Linked DNA regions of Homo sapiens: region 2 is linked to region 1. Evidence: chromatin loops called from intact Hi-C (ENCODE). Cell type or tissue: HepG2. All regions are shown on one strand.

Region 1 (8,000 bases):
CGTGGGGAGCTCGGCCAGAGCCTTTGGATACTGGTGGGCCTGTCCCAGTCCTGTCCCTGCCCCAGCCTGCAGCACCCTCACCAGGTCCACGGAAACCCATCCTGCTCTGAGAGGGTATCTTTCCCATATAACCGGTTTGTAGAGCAGACGCCAATATTGTTAAAGAGGGAATGAAACACACCCTTTGACTAAAAACAGAGGCACAGGACTGAGGGGCTTGTCATGGGTTGAACAGTGCCAGACACCAGTGAATGGGACCTTTTTTGGAAATAGGGTCTTTGCAGATGTAATTAAGGATTTGAGATGAGACCATCCTGGATCTAAGGTGGGCCCCAAATCCAATGACTGGTGTCCTCATGAGAGAAAGGAGAGGAAGACTTGAGGCAGGGACAGAGGGAAAGGCCACATGCAGCTGCAGAGAGCCAGAGCGGCGGAAGGAGCCCGCCCTGCCCCCACCTGCAAGCGAATCTGGTTCTGCTACATCAGGCCACCCCGCTTGCGGTCCTTTGTCGTGGCGGCCACAGGAACCTCACACAGAGCCAGTCGCCGGTCACCACCACAGCCGGGGTTCAAGCCCCGGTGCCACCATCATGGGCAGTTCTGAACCTTCAGGGTCTTGGTTTCTTTGTCAACAATGAGGGGCTGCACCGACTTTGCAGGGCAAGAGGACGATGTGGCAGGAATCCCACGTGGGCCCCAAAGGCGGTGAGGTCCAAGCACGGATGCTGCCGCAATGCCCACGCAGAGTACATGTGCACCACTATGATTTCCACGCTGGGCGTGGACCAGAAACACCCACTGTGCCTCCTGGAGTGTCAGCCTGGCTGATGGCCCTGAGCCTGCATTCAGGGAGTGAGGCTGTTTTGACTCGGTGCAGGACAAAGTGGAATGCGAGGGTGTTTATAAGGAGACACCGTGTGCTCCCCCGCTACAATTAACATGGACGCATGCGCTGCTGAGGCCAACTCTGACCCTCTGGATACGGCTCCCGCTGGCTGTGCTGAGCCCAGGGGATGGCTGCGTGTGGAGGGCTCTCAGCCTGCTGCTCCCAGCTAAGGGATGCATCCAACACAGCAAAGAGAGAGTCTGGGGACGGCTCCCTGGGAAAGTACAGCAGCCCCCTCATCCGCAGACACTGAGACCCCTGTGGACGCGTGAGTCTAAGGGTAGTACTAAGCCCAGCCAAGGAACTACACCTTCTCGCTGAAGGAGGCGCCTCCGGCTTCCCATTGGCAGAGCTGAACGGCGGCGTGAGTGCTCCGGTGCTTTGGGGCCATGATTAGGTAAATAAGAGTGGCTTGAACATGGCACTGTGATATGGTGATGGGGGATGTGGGAACCACACCGGCTGCTAAGTGATCAACAGGTGGTGGCATGAATAGCCTGGACACGCTGGACAAAGGTTATGTCTTATGAAGTCAAATGGTCAATTTCCTGATGCTCATGTGCCTTTGGGCTTCCCCAAACACCACCACTCCCTGAGCAGAGACGCGCCTAACAGAGAGTCAACCGTTATTTTATGCCAAAGCGAAAGGCGTATCACAGAGGGCTTGGGCCTTAGTATCCAATATCCCCAAAGCTCCCTGCAGAATAAGTTCTGACCTTGCCTTCTTCCAAAGTTGGACAAAGGGAGAATCCGAGTCCTGGGCAGGACAGATCAAGATCTCACCAGACTGTGCAGAACGGCGCGTGCTTTAAAGGTTATGAACTGTTTGCTTCTGGAATTTCCTATTTAATACATTCAGACTGTGGTGGACCTCTGGTAACTGAAACTGTGGAAAGTGAAACCTCAGATGAGGGGGAAACCGAGGTGTATGTCTCCTTAACCCACTGCTTCTCTCCAGAGCCACACAAGGCCCTGCTCAGACTCGCCTCTTTTCTGCTAATCCGAGGGGAGGTGAACCAGCTGGGCTCCTTCCCTTTCTCTAACCTCCCTCCTGGAAAGCCTGAGGCCACGGGTTCCTGCAGGATGAACTCTCCTGGGTCCGTCACCCAAGGAAGAGCGTCAAGATCCTCTGAACAGCTGGCCGTGGGACCGCATTTTATTTAGAAGGCTTTGTGCTTTATCGTCTAATGGGGGCAAATTCCAAACACAAATACTGCGTTTCCTCCCAGGTAGCATACGCCAAAAGTCACAACAGAAAGTTTCTGTTAGCTTGAAAAATGAGGGCCAGACTAAGAGATCCAATGGAATCCAAGGCGCACTGATCACGGAGAGGCTGCAACCTGCCCGCCAGCCCCCCAGACTGAGGCCCGGAGTGGACCAGCTAGTCAAGCCGCTCTAACAGGAGCAGCCACTTCTTATTTCTGCAAAGCTTTTAGTTAACGGGCATCCCGGGTACGTGCAAGACCACACTGTGGAGGGGCAGTCCCAGGAGGTGGGAGAGGGAGCAGGGCCTGGGCCTGGGCTTTGCTGGAGCTGCTGGGGGCCTGGACAGTGAACCCCAGGAGGAGGCCCTGCAGCCCACCTGCCTCTCCCCACAACCAACTCATGAGGAATGTGGGAAGGGCCTTCTACAAACTGGCTGCAGGAACATCTGTGATGTACTAGGCTGTGGTCCAAGCTGCTGGAAGATCGCGGCATGTTCGGAGCCCCCAGCCACCCTCAGAGCAGACCCTCTGTCCCCTCCCTGGGCCTGCTTACCTTGTACAGGAGCCCCATGATGAGTATGTAGCGGCTCATGGCCGAATTCTGGTACACCAAGCAGGAGCCCTGCTGGCCACACTGGTCCTGCCACAGCAGACAGGCCTTGTCGATCACCCAGCCGAAGGCGATGGGCCCCGGGATGCCCCCTGCGGAGAGAAGCCCACTCAGCACCCACACTCCTGGTGGGTAGGGGCTAGGCAGGGGGCAGGCAGCCAAGAGGCCTGGAATGATGGGCTCTGGGAAGGTGATACTGGCCGTTGGAGTTCTCAGGGGGTGCAAAGAGGGCTTAAACGTTCCTTTCTTTGGGCATTCGGCATTGGGGCTGCGAGTTTCCCATGATCTCCCAGGGAAAGCCTTTGGGCAAATAAATGACGATGGGCCCCTCTAGTGGACAGTTAGGGAATGGACCCCTTCCCAGGCGGGAACAGCCTCCTGCTGGGAAGCACATCCCCTTGGTGGTTAGACACTTGCCCATGCCCTTGTGCAGTGAGCACACTGTGCAACTGACCATGGCTTCCTCACACTGCACAGTACCTAGTATTCTAACTACAATCCACTGGATTCCCAGGGCAAAGGATCTCTGAGGGTCACGGACACATCTGCAATAGAAAACCACAGCGTCAGCACCCACAGAAGTGGGGTTGCATGCCAAGTCACCCCCTAGGCCAGTGGCCTCCTGGACCAGTCCCCAGCCACATCATCACCCCCCCCCAAGTGGGAAGCCCCTCGTCAGAGATCAGAGACAGTGAGGTCTCTCCTGCCACCAGTGACAGACAGGCCCGCTTAGACCTGGGTGTTTCCTGGAGTGCTCCTGTCTCAGGATCTGCAGAGCTCCGCCTCAGGGTGCTGCAAGGAAAGCTCTGGACAAGCGCACACCCGACCCCAGCTTACCGTAGAGTTGCCGTTAGTGCAGGAATGCTGCTGAGGAATGTAAAGAAAATTACAACGAATATGAAAACCAGAAGGAGGGGCTTTCTCTGACAAGTTGAAGTGCATTTCCCTGCAGTGGCATGGCCAAAACCAGAGGAAAGATTCTGAGGGATACAGCTACAGTCTCGGTACACCTGGGAAGCCCAACAATAGCTCCGATTACAAGGGGAAGGCACGGGGGCCCCTTCCCAGGGTCCAGGGGAGGACAGGGGCGGTAGGCAGCGGCTCCACTCACCTTCTGGCCGTCCACATTCGTCTCCGTGGCTGCAGGGCACCCTGCGTGGCACAGTGAGAAGTACATGAGGCCGTCCGAGCCGCACACAGGGCTGTAGTGTTCTGGCTGGCAGCTGCAGGCAGCGTTGCAGGGAGCCGTTAGGTTCAGGTGGCCTTCGGGCAGGAGGCTGCAGAGGGGGGACAAGCGAGTGGTAGGGTCCAGGCCAGAGCCATGCTGGCGCCCAGCAGGCACAGGGTCAGCCATGGGGCTCGTCCCCATGCAGCCTGCATTTCGGGTCTACAAACTTGCCAAGCTTGCACCGCCCCCAGCACGCTGGGCACTCACACTGGGCACTGCCTTCTGGTGATAGAATGGTTTTTCCTCCTCACGCAAGGAAGGCACACCCATGCCCCCCAGCACCGTCCGCCTGATGCACAGCCCCTTTCCCTAGTTCATTTGTTTTTGGACAGGCAACACATTCATATGGATCAAATACAAACATTAGGAAAGAAAAAGCGCCAAGTACACAAAGGCAGCCTCGTGGCCCCAGCCCCACCCCAGTCCTCGGTTCTCCAGCCACAGGCCGGCTGTGCATTTGCAGGGGTCGTCTGCACGTACACGCCCCTCGGCAGTCACAAACATCTGCACTTCTCACTTGAATCAGAGCACACTGCGCCCATTGTCCAACTCCTTCCTTTTTCCCACTTCACAGTATGTCTTGGCAGTGGCCCAGGATGAGCTTCCTCCACTCCTTTGTGGGCAGGGCCTCTGTTGTGAGGACAGCGTAGTGACCCCGTCCACCCTGATGACTCTTAGGTTCCGATAATGCCACAACGGCTGCTTTGTGCTTCTCGGCCTTGCACGGCACCTGCAGGTGCACTCCCGGGGCCCGCAGGGCAGGGCCGAGGTGCAGGCTACCTACGTGTATTTTGGATATTCCCTAATTGCCACCTGACCAGCAGGTGTCCCTCCCACTCCCAGCACATGGCAACTCCAGGAGCACATCCTGGGACACTTTTTATGTCACCGAGAGACCAGCCTCAAGGACCCCGAACACTAGGGCTGTTGTTCCATTTGACACAGCTACAGAGCAGAGTGCTGAGGCCCAGAGAGGCATATGACTGCCCGGGGGCACAGCCGGGACCCAAGCGCAGGCACTGCTGGGGGCTGGCATGGTGCCTTTTCACGTGGATGCTGCCGGGTGCCCTGCTGAGCGGGTGTTGCCCTTGCCGCTGTCCTGTGACGTAGCCCTTTTCAAAACCACCTCTCCCAAGTGCTGCACCACTCCTCCTCCATGCCCAGGGACCGCGGGTGCTTGGGGCCCCGACGCGTACCCAGGTGCCATCTGGCCCTCACCTCCCGCCGTAGCTGGCTGTGACGCCCGCCATGGGCACACTGGGGCAGTGCAGTGAGAAGACGAGGATGCCCAGCAGGCTGACAACGGTGCAGAACAGGCAGAACTTGATGACCGCGGAGCCCCGGAGCCTGAGCTTGTTCACAAAGAAGCCGCCCAGGAAGGTGCCGCCACCACCCGCTGGCACCACCAGGTACCCTGGGGAGAGGGAGGGATTCAGCCAGGGACTCAGGCAGGGGGCCGTGGTGGGAGAGGGTGGTGGATCAGCCGGGTCCACTTTACAGGTGGGGAAACTGAGGCATAGAGGGATCAATTCCTGCCTGCATGGCAGCACTCAACACCACACCTGAGTGCTTAGCTGTTGCGCTGATAGAGCCCTAGGAGGGACCTCTGTCCAGAGCCCACAGCGGGGATGCCTCAGAGGGGAAGGGGAAGGGGAAGGGGAAGGGGAAGGGGGAGCGGGGGGGCGGGGCGGGGCGGGGGGAGGAGGAGAGCCCAGAGTGCTCCAAGGTCAGCGGCCCCTGCCCCAGTGGGAAGCCAATGACTCCTCCACTGACCCCCCTCCAGGGCAGCCACACCCCCTCCTCCCCCAGGGGCCTCTGCCGAGTCCCTGCAGGCTGTGACAAGGACATTTGTCGAAGCCTGAGTGGCCACCAACAGTAAAAAATTGCGATTAGCTGGCATCTAGCTTCTGGGCTGACAAGTGAGGAGGGCACAGGTGAGGGGACAGGTGGAGAGGGGACAGGTTTGGGGGGACAGGTGGGGAGGGGACAGATTTGGGGGGACAGGTGGGGAGGCTCTCCAAGGGGCAGTAGAGCTGACCTCTGGGGGGCTGTTGAGTGTGGGAATGTGGGCTTGTGAGGTCAGCCCAGAGGGGCCAGGCCAGGATGGGCCTGTGGGGGAGGGAGGGGAGCCCTCATCTGATGCCCTCTTCCTGTCCAGATAGTGGACCCTGGAAGGGTAGAGCGCGGTAGATTGGCGGTGGTGGCCCACATGCCTGGCACCTCTGCCATGGCCCAGGGTACTCTGTGAACGCTGGCAGGAGGAGCAGCTCTGAGGAGGGGTCCCCACTTTCTGCAGACCTGCCCAGCCTGGGAAGGCCAGCCTGCCTCTGGCACCGAGAAACCCCCAGCTGCACTGTTCCAGGAGGTCCTGAGGCACCAGTGCCTGGCTCATGGAACAGCCAGGTCCAAACCCTTCCTGCACCAAGTCACAGAAGCCAAGACTAGGTGGCTAGGGGGTGGAGCCCACCGTGGACCCTTCCACCTACGGAGCATGTCCCACAAAGAGGGCAGGACCACCACTCTCCCGGCCTGTGGACAGAGTCGCTCAGCCCCCGTGGCGCTCTCCACACCTGCTCTGGCAGCGGGGGTGGGAGGGCACTCACTGCCATGTGCCCTGTCTGGGTCTTTCTAGAAGATGCCCTTGAAGACTCTGTTTCTGAGAACTGACATAAAAGCAGAGGACCCCCAAGATTCAGTTTTCTCACCAAACAAGGTGGCAGCTTCTGAGGCACTCAGGCTGAACTGGGACTCCAAGAACTTGGGGCTGAACGTGGACATGCCGGTGATGAGAGTGGCCTCGGTGGCCCCGGCCAGGCAGAGCAGGATGAACGTGGGGTTCTTCAGCAGGAGCCAGATGGAGCTGGGCAGAGGTGGGGGTGTGGAGAAGAGACTGAGGGTCAGAGTGGTGGGCAGAGGTCGGGGTGTGGAGAAGAGACTGAGGGTCAGAGTGGTGGGCAGAGGTCGGGGTGTGGAGAAGAGACTGAGGGTCAGAGTGGGCCAGACCCAGGGTGGGAGGAACCTGCTGTTCCTGAGGCTGTCAGCTCCCCGGTCTGATTACAAAGGGCCCCTGTTCCGACAGGGAGTAGAGTGGGGTGCAGGCAGGTGGGGGACACCCACACTTATTCCAGAGAAACCCAGGGGGCGCCAGGCTGAGCCTATGCCTGTGGCCCACTTGTCCTGAAAGCTGCAGTCCCTGATTAGGGAAAAACCTTATCAGTGCCTTGGCCAGAGCTTCAGCTCAGGTGGGGAGAGACCCCAAGTGACCCAGGACCCTGTTCCGTCACTGGCCAGCAGCAGGGCCTGAAAAAGGGAACTGGCTGGGGCAGGCAGAGGCCACCAAGTCCAGGACCGGACAGGCCCTGGGATAGGGGAATGGAATCACGGGAATGGGGACTGTGGCCAGTCCCCAACCGCCAGCCCCTGGGAGAAGTGGGGCAGGAAGCCACTGGGATTCGAACCCTCCATGCAAGAAGCCCCTGGGTAGACGGACCTGGCTAGCTTGGTTTGCACTTGGGGGCCAGTGGCCCTGGGGGTGGTGAGGCCTCAACTGGGGCGAGTCCTTGGTGCATGGGCCTGGAGCCCTGGGGGGAACTGTGGGAACTCTGAGCCGTCTGGCCCTGAGGGCTCAGCCTCAGCCTCCACATCTGCCTGTTGCGGTCCTGGCTGTGGGGTCTCAGGATAAGGACATAGCCCCCTGGAAGCTGGGAAGGCCCCACATCAGGCCTTGCAGTTTCTAACCCAGGAGGTGGCCGACAGCAGTGCGTCGGGGCTGCCTGTCCCTGCACACGAGGCCCTGGGGGGTGAATGGAGGCTCTCCCTGTTTTTGTTAGCATTGGAGGCCTGAGCAGGGCTAACGCCCAACCGCTGCTTAAGCGCATAAGATGCTGAGATGGAAAACGTGTTGCATGGTGTAAACCACGCAAAGCCCTCCCAGCCAGTGCAGTGATCGAGGCAGACAGAAGGGAAACCGCCTCTGCAAAGAGAGGCTCGGCTCTCTCTGGGGTACACAGATCACCCAGACTGGGCAAAGCTCACATTCATCCCAGCTCACAGCTGCCTGCATCCTGTTCA
Region 2 (8,000 bases), 210 kb before region 1:
TTGGACCCTAGAGCCATACCTTCACTGACATCTCATCCGTTTGTGTTTCCAAAAGCTGCTTTTACAGGTCTTAGCCGCCGCCCCGGAGGCCGGTGTGGGCGTGACCTGCAGGCGTCCACCCTGCGGCTACGGGAGAAGTCTTAGTAGCTTGTATCTGGAGTCTTGAGAAACACAAACCTTACAAATGCATCTTTCTTTTGTCATAAAATTGGAATTACAATTTTCAACTGGGAAACAGAAACACATTTCTTAGCGTGCTCAGATTTTATATATCACCTTATCAATTTTTTCCAAAACATGATTTAAAGCAACATCTGTCCTAGTATAATTGTTGCATTTTAAATAACAATTTATTGAAAAATGTTAAGTTTTACCAGCCTAAAAAAAGTAACAAACCAATTAAGTGTACTTTGGGGGCAGGGAGGAGTCCTTGATTTGAATAATCAGGAGTTTTGTTGGTCCAGTTTCGCCTTCTGAGCAGTTCTTCTGTATCCCGGGAAAAGTACGCTCGGCCCCAAACTGGTATTTGTCAGACGATACATGTAAAAGTTTGTCCTTGAACGTGGAACAAGACTTGTGTAAAGTCTGAGACGGGAACTAGTGATCACTAGCTCAAGAACTGCAAATGAGACAGGAAGCTGTTCACTGTGAAACAGTCTCTTGCTTGTCGTGTATTTTTCGAGTACTTCTGAAGTGTGAAGTAAAAAAATCTGGCTAATTTATTTGTACAAATACACTTTGATAATTTTTTATATTTTCATAAACTTTTACAGATGTAAAATTAAAGAACTTCACTTGTTCTTTGGAGTCTGTTATTCCATTGTACGTCACTACAGATTTTTCACTTTATAGCACAGATTTTTTAAGTTAAGAAAACATTGAGAATGTATCAGTTTGAGATGTTTGGTGTTGAAAGCCAAGTGTCCATAGGTTAAATTACATTAAAGTAGGTGTCACGTTCCAACATCTAGTACGATGAGAAGGTTTTGTTTGTTTAACATATAAAGCAAATTTTTCTAATTTAAATACACAAATGTAAAAATCAAGTGTGTTTCTTTAGTTTACTTGATAGAGATTCCTGTACATTGTATTTTATATTGCGGAGGCTTATATCACTGTACATGAGAACATGGAACGACCTAGGTTTTGTTACTCGCAGTAGAATAAACAGCTACAGGAAGTTTCTGTCTCGGGTCTTCATCAGCCTTTTTCTAACGCGGAGAAGTTTGGGGTCGTGCACGGACGCCCTGGCCACCCAGTTTCTTGTTGCTGGTTTGCCTGGGCGTGGGCAGGAGTGCCCTTTGGACCCCTCCCTGAACTCATGCTGAGCCCAGGGTGAGACCGGCCGGGTGCGGGTCCCCACATCCTTCCGTCACGGGGCAGCTGTCTCGCTCCCTGTGGGGACCCAGCACCATCCAGCTCTGGAGACGATGGGCAGGAAGGTCGGGAGGAGGGACTCACCCCCTTCAGACCCTCTCCTGGGGCTGAGTGGGAGCCCGAGACCACTGCAACAGCCTCAACTGCGGTGAAGGAGTCTCATGGTTGGGGAGTGAGCCCCGAGGCCCCAGCCCATCCAGGCTGCAGCAGAGTGTGCACCCGCCGACTGCGGGGCGTGCTGCTGCTGAGGATGCAGGTGGGCAGGTGGGCTTGGCGGCCCAGACCCAGCAGTGCCAGTGGAGGAGACGCGGTGGCCCACGTGCCTGCACACAGCGCGGCTGCAGGGACAGGCTCGGGGAGCTGGCGCCTGGCCTGCGAGCTTCCTCTGGTCGCCTGTGGGCCAGAGCTTGGCTTCCGAACAAGCGTATGGGTCCACAGCCCAGCCATGAGCAGACGCCGGTGGGACGTTCCCGCGCAGACCGGTGCAGGCCCCTTGGCCAAGTGTCTGGTGGGGCAGCAACAGCTCTGAGCAGCCTCCTCCAACAGCTCCAGACCGTGACCTGTGCAGCCAAAGGGCTCACTGTGGAAACATGGCGAGGAAGACCTAGCTCCAGTATGCCCCTGGGGTCGGCCGCGTCCCGGTCAGCCACACCAAGCAGGAAAAGGCCCAGGCCCCGGAGCCCTGGCACCCACAGGCCCACAAGGCACCACAGGGTCACTGAGCTGTAGCTCCCTGTTCTAGCACAGAGGCCGAGGCAGCTGTCGGGGGAAAATGGAAAGAGCCATCTCACTCGAGAACTCGGCACGGGGGCCTCCAACGGGGGGTAACACCCAAAGCAGCCAGCACCCTCCCCACACCAGGCATCAGCGAGTCCCAGGGAGGAGGCGGCAGTGGGGATCGTGGCTGTGGCTGAGCTCAGGGGGCCTAACCAGAAGGGGAGAAAAGGAAAGACCACATGAGACATGCCCAGACGGACAGTGACCTCAGCCCTCAGTGGCAGGGCAGCGCCAGTGAACAGGCTGAGCCAGGGCGAGACTGGCTGGGTGCAGGTCCCCACATGCTGGGTCCGTCTTCCTGTGGGACACCTAGCAAAAGGGAGAAGAACCAAGCCTGCCCAAAACGTCACACCCAGCAGTCACTGCTGTCGTTAATTTGGTATTTTCCTTAATCTTTTTCTCTCTGCATCTAAATTTTGACAAAATCGGGGTCCCTCCAGGAGCACGCTGTGGCCTGGGGTTTGCTCCTCCTCCTCCGGCTGCTCTGCTGCTCCCAGCCGACCTCACTCCAGGGCTCAGGGGACCATGTGGGGACCCTGCCATTGGCTGAGTATGTCTGTTCCACAGGAGGCCGGGAGGCTCACTGGGCCTCCTCAGAGGAAAACCTGAACCAACTCCGTCGTCCGCCTCCATAAACCACAGCTCTGCCTGGCATCTGGGCCTCCTGAAATGAATGTCCTTTCAGCTCCAGGGTCTAGTAATTCCTAAAAGGCCTGATTATTTCCCATTCCCGTTGCACAGACTCCTGATAAACAGAGGAAGATTCCTTTGGGAAGGGGCGGTGGGAAGATTAGCTGCATGTTTTTGGCATTTAGCAGGGCCCCTTCCTCTCGGAGACTCAGTCTGTCCTTCATTCCAGGGGCCTGGGTCTGTCCAGAGTCTGGAACTTGGCCGAGGGCCCCGGACTCTGTGTTGGGGCTTCCAGTCAGAGCGCAGGACTCCTGCTCTCGGACCTACAGCCTTTCTGCCAGCACAGAACGGGGACGCCTTTGGCAGGATGTCCTTTTTTTTCAGTTCTAGGGAAGCTGCGCCCATCAGGCAACGCAGGAACTATGTGGGTCAGATGACTGCGCCTCTGCTGCCGCTCACGGCTGTGCTGGGAATCACGTCCGGCAGGATAGCTCCCGCCAGCCCAGAGCGCCACCATCCCCACTGCATTGGGAGCCCAGCTGCATGGCAGCAGTTCCCGCCGCAGTTTTTCGCCTACAGAAAAGAATGATCATGGAGCTCTTCCCCGATGTGGGTGTGGGTGCGGTGTGGGTGAGGGTGCCAGTGAGGGTGCGGTGCGAGTGAGGGTGCGGGTGAGGGTGGGGGTGGGGGTGAGGGTGGGGGTGAGGGTGGGGGTGAGGGTGGGGGTGCGGGTGAGGGTGGGGGTGCGGGTGCGAGTGGGGGTGCGGGTGAGGGTGGGGGTGGGGGTGAGGGTGGGGGTGAGGGTGGGGGTGAGGGTGGGGGTGCGGGTGAGGGTGGGGGTGCGGGTGCGGGTGGGGGGGAGGGTGGGGGTGGGGGTGCGGGTGGGGGTGGGGGTGGGGGTGGGGGTGGGGGTGAGGGTGCAGGTGAGGGTGCGGGGCTCCCCGATGAATTCACTCCTCACAATCCTCGTGAAGGGGTGACCTCCAAGCCCTAAGGACATCAAGCTGGTCTTGCACGATAAATCCATCCCAGCGTTCTGCCGTCCTCTCCAGTGTGCCAGGAAAGTTCTGGATTTCACTGAATTTAGGGTCAGCTACCTGTGGGGCGAAAGTTTCGGTGACTGATGAAGAAAATGGGGGTGGGGGGTGGGTCACTCCCAGCCGTTCCCTCCAACGCATCAAATCCAGAATCTCGTATCTGAGTCCCTGTCCACTTACGCAAGCTTATATTCCTCCCACCCAGATCCCGCACTCTCAACATCGATTTCCACACATTTTCCGCAGGTTTTCGTAGGGAAACATATTTGTAGGCCACACCTCACACTTTCTCTTTTGGGGCCTGCTGGAACTCCAGTCTGGATCTAGGTCTAGAAGGAACACAGAGGTGGTGGTGAGTCCCGGGCAGGACGGCGGCACCTTACAGGGCAGCTCCCTAGGGAAGGCACTTGAGGGTCTTTGGGCAAAGGGGTCTCAGCTCCCCAGGCAGTGGCAGAAGAGCCACATGTGCCTTCAAAGACGACCTGCGGAGTTCACCGGCAGATCCCAATGGACTTGCAGGGCTCGTGGTCCTCAGCTTCACTGGGATCTTCCCACATGCCCCTGTAGGGACCAGCCCCACAGGGTCGGTGGGCTTCTCCCTGTGTGTGGTGACGAGAGAGTGTAAAAATAAAGACACAAGACAAAGAGATAAAAGAAAAGACAGCTGGGCCCGGGGAACCACTACCACCAATGCGCAGAGACCGGTAGTGGCTCCGAATGTCTGGCTGCATTGTTATTTATTGGATACAAAGCAAAAGGGGCAGGGTAAGGAGTGTGAGTCATCTCCAGTGATAGGTAAGGTCACGTGGGTCACGTGTCCACTGGACAGGGGGCCCTCCCCTGCCTGGCAGCCAAGGCAGAGACAGAGAGGGAGAGACAGAGACCGCTTACGCCATTATTTCTGCTTATCAGAGACTTTCAGTACTTTCACTAATTTGCTGCTGCTATCTAGAAGGCAGAGCCAGGTGCACAGGATGGAACATGAAGGCGGACTAGGAGCGTGACCACTGAAGCACAGCATCACAGGGAGACGGTTAGGCCTCCGGATAACTGCGGGCGGGCCTGACTGATGTCAGGCCCTCCGCAAGAGGTGGAGGAGTAGAGTCTTCTCTAAACTCCCCCGGGGAAAGGGAGACTCCCTTTCCCCGTCTGCTAAGTAGCGGGTGTTTTTCCGTGACACTGAGGCTACCGCTAGACCACGGTCCGTCTGGCAACGGGCGTCTTCCCAGACGCTGGCGTCACCGCTAGACCAAGGAGCCCTCTGGTGGCCCTGTCCGGGCGTAACAGAAGGTTCACACTCTTGTCTTCTGGTCACTTCTCACCATGTCCCCTCAGCTCCTGTCTCTGTATGGCCTGGTTTTTCCTAGATTATGATTATAGAGCAAGCATTATAAAGAGTAATTGCTACAAACTAATGATGAAAGATATTCATATATAATCATGTCTATGATCTGTATCTGGTATAACTCTTGTTGTTTTATATATTTTATTACACTGGAACAGCTCGTGCCCTCGGTCTCTTGCCTCGGCACCTGGGTGGCTTGCCGCCCACATGCCCCCATTGCAACGTCAGGTTCCCATTCTTTCCCAACTTCCCTAACTTTAACAAAAGAGGCACTGCAAAGTCGAAACTGCAGTTTAGGCTGTAATTAAATCATCCAGGAGACTAGGCTTCAGGTTTGCTTTGCAGAAATCTCAGCCCCATGGCTACAGGAGATAAGGACTTACTTTAAGGCAGTCATAGAGGCTTTCAGGTTCCTTTTTCAGACTCCAAGCCAGGCATTTAAAGCATCGAGAGCTGGAGCTGCTGTGTCCATCACCAGCAGGTCCTCGTCCTGCTAATTCCTGTCTACAGCTTCACCAGCACATGGGCCAGTGAGATGTCCCTGCCTCCCTCTTTCTTCCTCAGTTCTTTCTCTTCCCCCTTGTTCAATTTGCCTGGAAGCATGAAAGAAGAAAGCACAGGGCCCCCCAAGCCCCTCTGCTTCTGCCCATCACAAGTGCCACGAACCCATGGTCCCCGCCATCTCCTCTCTCTTCTCCCGCCTCTTCAGCAAGAAGCAGATGCACATTTGGACGGTTCGATTGGATGCTGCCTATACATTGTGTATAAACTGAAGTTAGGGGAGGTACTCACCACAGTTCCTGCCATTGGTTTTAACATGGAAAGAGTAGAATATAAGAACACTTGTTTTGGGCCAGGCACGGTAGCTCATGCCTATAATCCCAGCACTTTGGGAGGCCGAGGCAGGCAGATCACAAGGTCAGGAGTTCAAGACCAGCCTGGCCAATATGGTGGAACCCTGTCTCTACTAAATATACAAAAATTAGCCAGGCATAGTGGTGGGCTCCTGTAATCCCAGCTACTCGGGAGGCCGAGGCAGGAGAATTGCTTGAACCCGGGAGGTGGAAGTTGTAGTGAGCTGAGATTGCGCCATTGCACTCCAGCCTGGATGACAGAGCGAGACTCTGACTCAAAAAGAGAACACTTGTTTCATGGTGTGGGATGTTCATGGTCAAGATGTAATTAGGCTTCTCTGGAAGCATTACTTCCAGAATACCCAGGGTTTTCTTTTGCTGGTAGATAGCAACGATCATGAAAGAATTCGGGAAGTGGCGGACGCGCTGCAGAAAAGGCTTCTGGCCGGTGAGTGTGGAGACGCAGCGCCACTGCTCTCTGCAAACAAACAGGGTTTGCCCAGCGCTCGGGCCATCAGTGTGACGACAGATGAGCCAGCCAGCTCTTCAGTCTCTTCCTAACAGGACATGGTATGTTCAAGCCACTTGTGCAACACGGAGCTGGTGTAGATGAGGGACTTGACTGGCTGTCAAATGAGTTTTCAAAACGTTAAATGAAACTAGACATCTAACCAAAGACATGTTTGATAAAATTGGTCTAGACTTGCTACAGCAAAATTTGTTTGTATCTTGGTTAAGAAACAGCATCTGGGACTGGCTTGGGCAGAATAATAAACTTATTTTGTTGCCAATTATTGTTTGCCAAATATAATGTTGTTATTTAGCAATGTGCTTGGTTTTAAAGAAATTCTTCTTGGGAAAAAGGTGTCCTCATTTACTTCCCATGAGCCTAAAGCCTGGACATAGTTATTGTAAAACCTTTAAATAAATCCACCTTGGAAGTTAAGATACATAAAAATAAATAAGGTGGGGCGTGGTGGCTCACGCCTGTGGGAGCACTGTCTGTGAGGAGGTGAATCCCTTGAGCTTGTTGGAGACAAGGCTGGGCAACATGGTGAACCTTGCCTCTATTTAAAAAAAAAAAAAAAAAAAGGCCGTGCACGGTGGCTCATGCCTGTAATCCCAGCATTTTGGGAGGCCGAGGCGGGGGGATCATGAGGTCAGGAGATCGAGACCATCCTGGCTCACATGGTGAAACCCCAAACCCCGTCTCTACTAAAAAAATTAGCTGGGCATGGTGGCACGTGCCTGTAATCCCAGCTACTCGGGAGGCTGAGGCAGAAGAATCGCTTGAACCCAGGAGGCGGACGTTGCAGTGAACCAACATCGTGCCACCGTACTCCAGCCTGGGTGACAGAGACTCCATCTAAAAAGAAAAAAAAAGAAAAAAAAAATTCGGCTGGGCACGGTGATTCACACCTGTAATCCCAGCACTTTGGGAGGCCGAGGCAGGCAGATCACTTGAGGTCAGGAGCTCGAGACCAGCCTGGCCAACATGGTGAAACCCTGTCTCTACCAGAAAAATACAAAAAATAGCCAGGCATCGTGGCATGTGCCTGTAATCCCAGCTGCTTGGGTGGCTGAGGTAGGAGAATCGTTTGAACCCAGGAGGCAGAGGTGGCAGTGAGCCGAGATCGCACCACTGCACTCCAGCCTGGGTGACAGAGCAAGACTCCGCCTCAAAAACAAACAAATAAATAAATAAATAAATAAATAAAATAAAGCACTGACTCACCATTTTCTTTTCCCAGATTATCCAGAGCACTTGGGCAAAAGCCTCCACCCCATTTTTACTAGAATGTTCAATGGCAGCCTTGGTTCCAGAGGCACTTGGTTGAATTTTGCCCATTGATGCTCATTTGCATGAATTATCAGCGCCTCTTTCCCGTGAGAAACGGTTACCAATGCTTTTAAATCAAAGGCAATCAAAGATCCAGCTCCAGAAAACCCAGAACCAGCTTTGATCACTCCACATCACGG

What was found. Hi-C counts contacts between places; a loop is a spot of excess contacts. Peaks named below come from ENCODE experiments on the same cell type or tissue, not always from the same donor. Only the 100,000 strongest peaks of a DNase experiment are listed, where the experiment ranks them.
Region 2: a loop joins it to region 1, with 5 times the contacts of the local background. A loop is called at or near these places in 4 of 110 quality-filtered maps.

The regions. Positions count from the first base shown.
Region 1 is chr20:62,663,723-62,671,722 of GRCh38, reverse strand. It overlaps SLCO4A1 (solute carrier organic anion transporter family member 4A1), which reads right to left. Exons shown (of 12, transcript NM_016354.4): 6 at 6,635-6,789; 7 at 5,148-5,343; 8 at 3,813-3,978; 9 at 3,539-3,711; 10 at 3,182-3,246; 11 at 2,645-2,793. It overlaps SLCO4A1-AS1 (SLCO4A1 antisense RNA 1), which reads left to right and starts at 5,102. Exons shown (of 4, transcript NR_024470.1): 1 at 5,102-5,338; 2 at 5,713-5,863; 3 at 6,226-6,799. RefSeq lists an enhancer at 1-340. In HepG2, CTCF peaks have their summits at 3,036 (motif pointing left), 4,762 (motif pointing right) and 7,098; DNase peaks (open chromatin) are centred at 3,042, 4,502, 5,748 and 7,926.
Region 2 is chr20:62,870,923-62,878,922 of GRCh38, reverse strand. DIDO1 (death inducer-obliterator 1) reads left to right here. Exons shown (of 16, transcript NM_001193369.2): 16 at 1-1,180. It overlaps LOC105372717 (a long non-coding RNA gene), which reads right to left. Exons shown (of 4, transcript XR_936989.4): 2 at 4,002-4,150; 3 at 3,746-3,881; 4 at 1-2,136. It also overlaps the pseudogene ARF4P2. Among named protein-coding and RNA genes, the nearest start is that of SNORA117, 8.0 kb to the left of the region's middle. RefSeq lists enhancers at 2,281-2,934, 2,935-3,589. In HepG2, CTCF peaks have their summits at 3,282, 4,368, 5,071 (motif pointing left) and 6,460; DNase peaks (open chromatin) are centred at 3,252, 4,592, 5,082, 6,542 and 3 weaker places; H3K4me3 peaks cover 2,221 bases; H3K27me3 peaks cover 566 bases.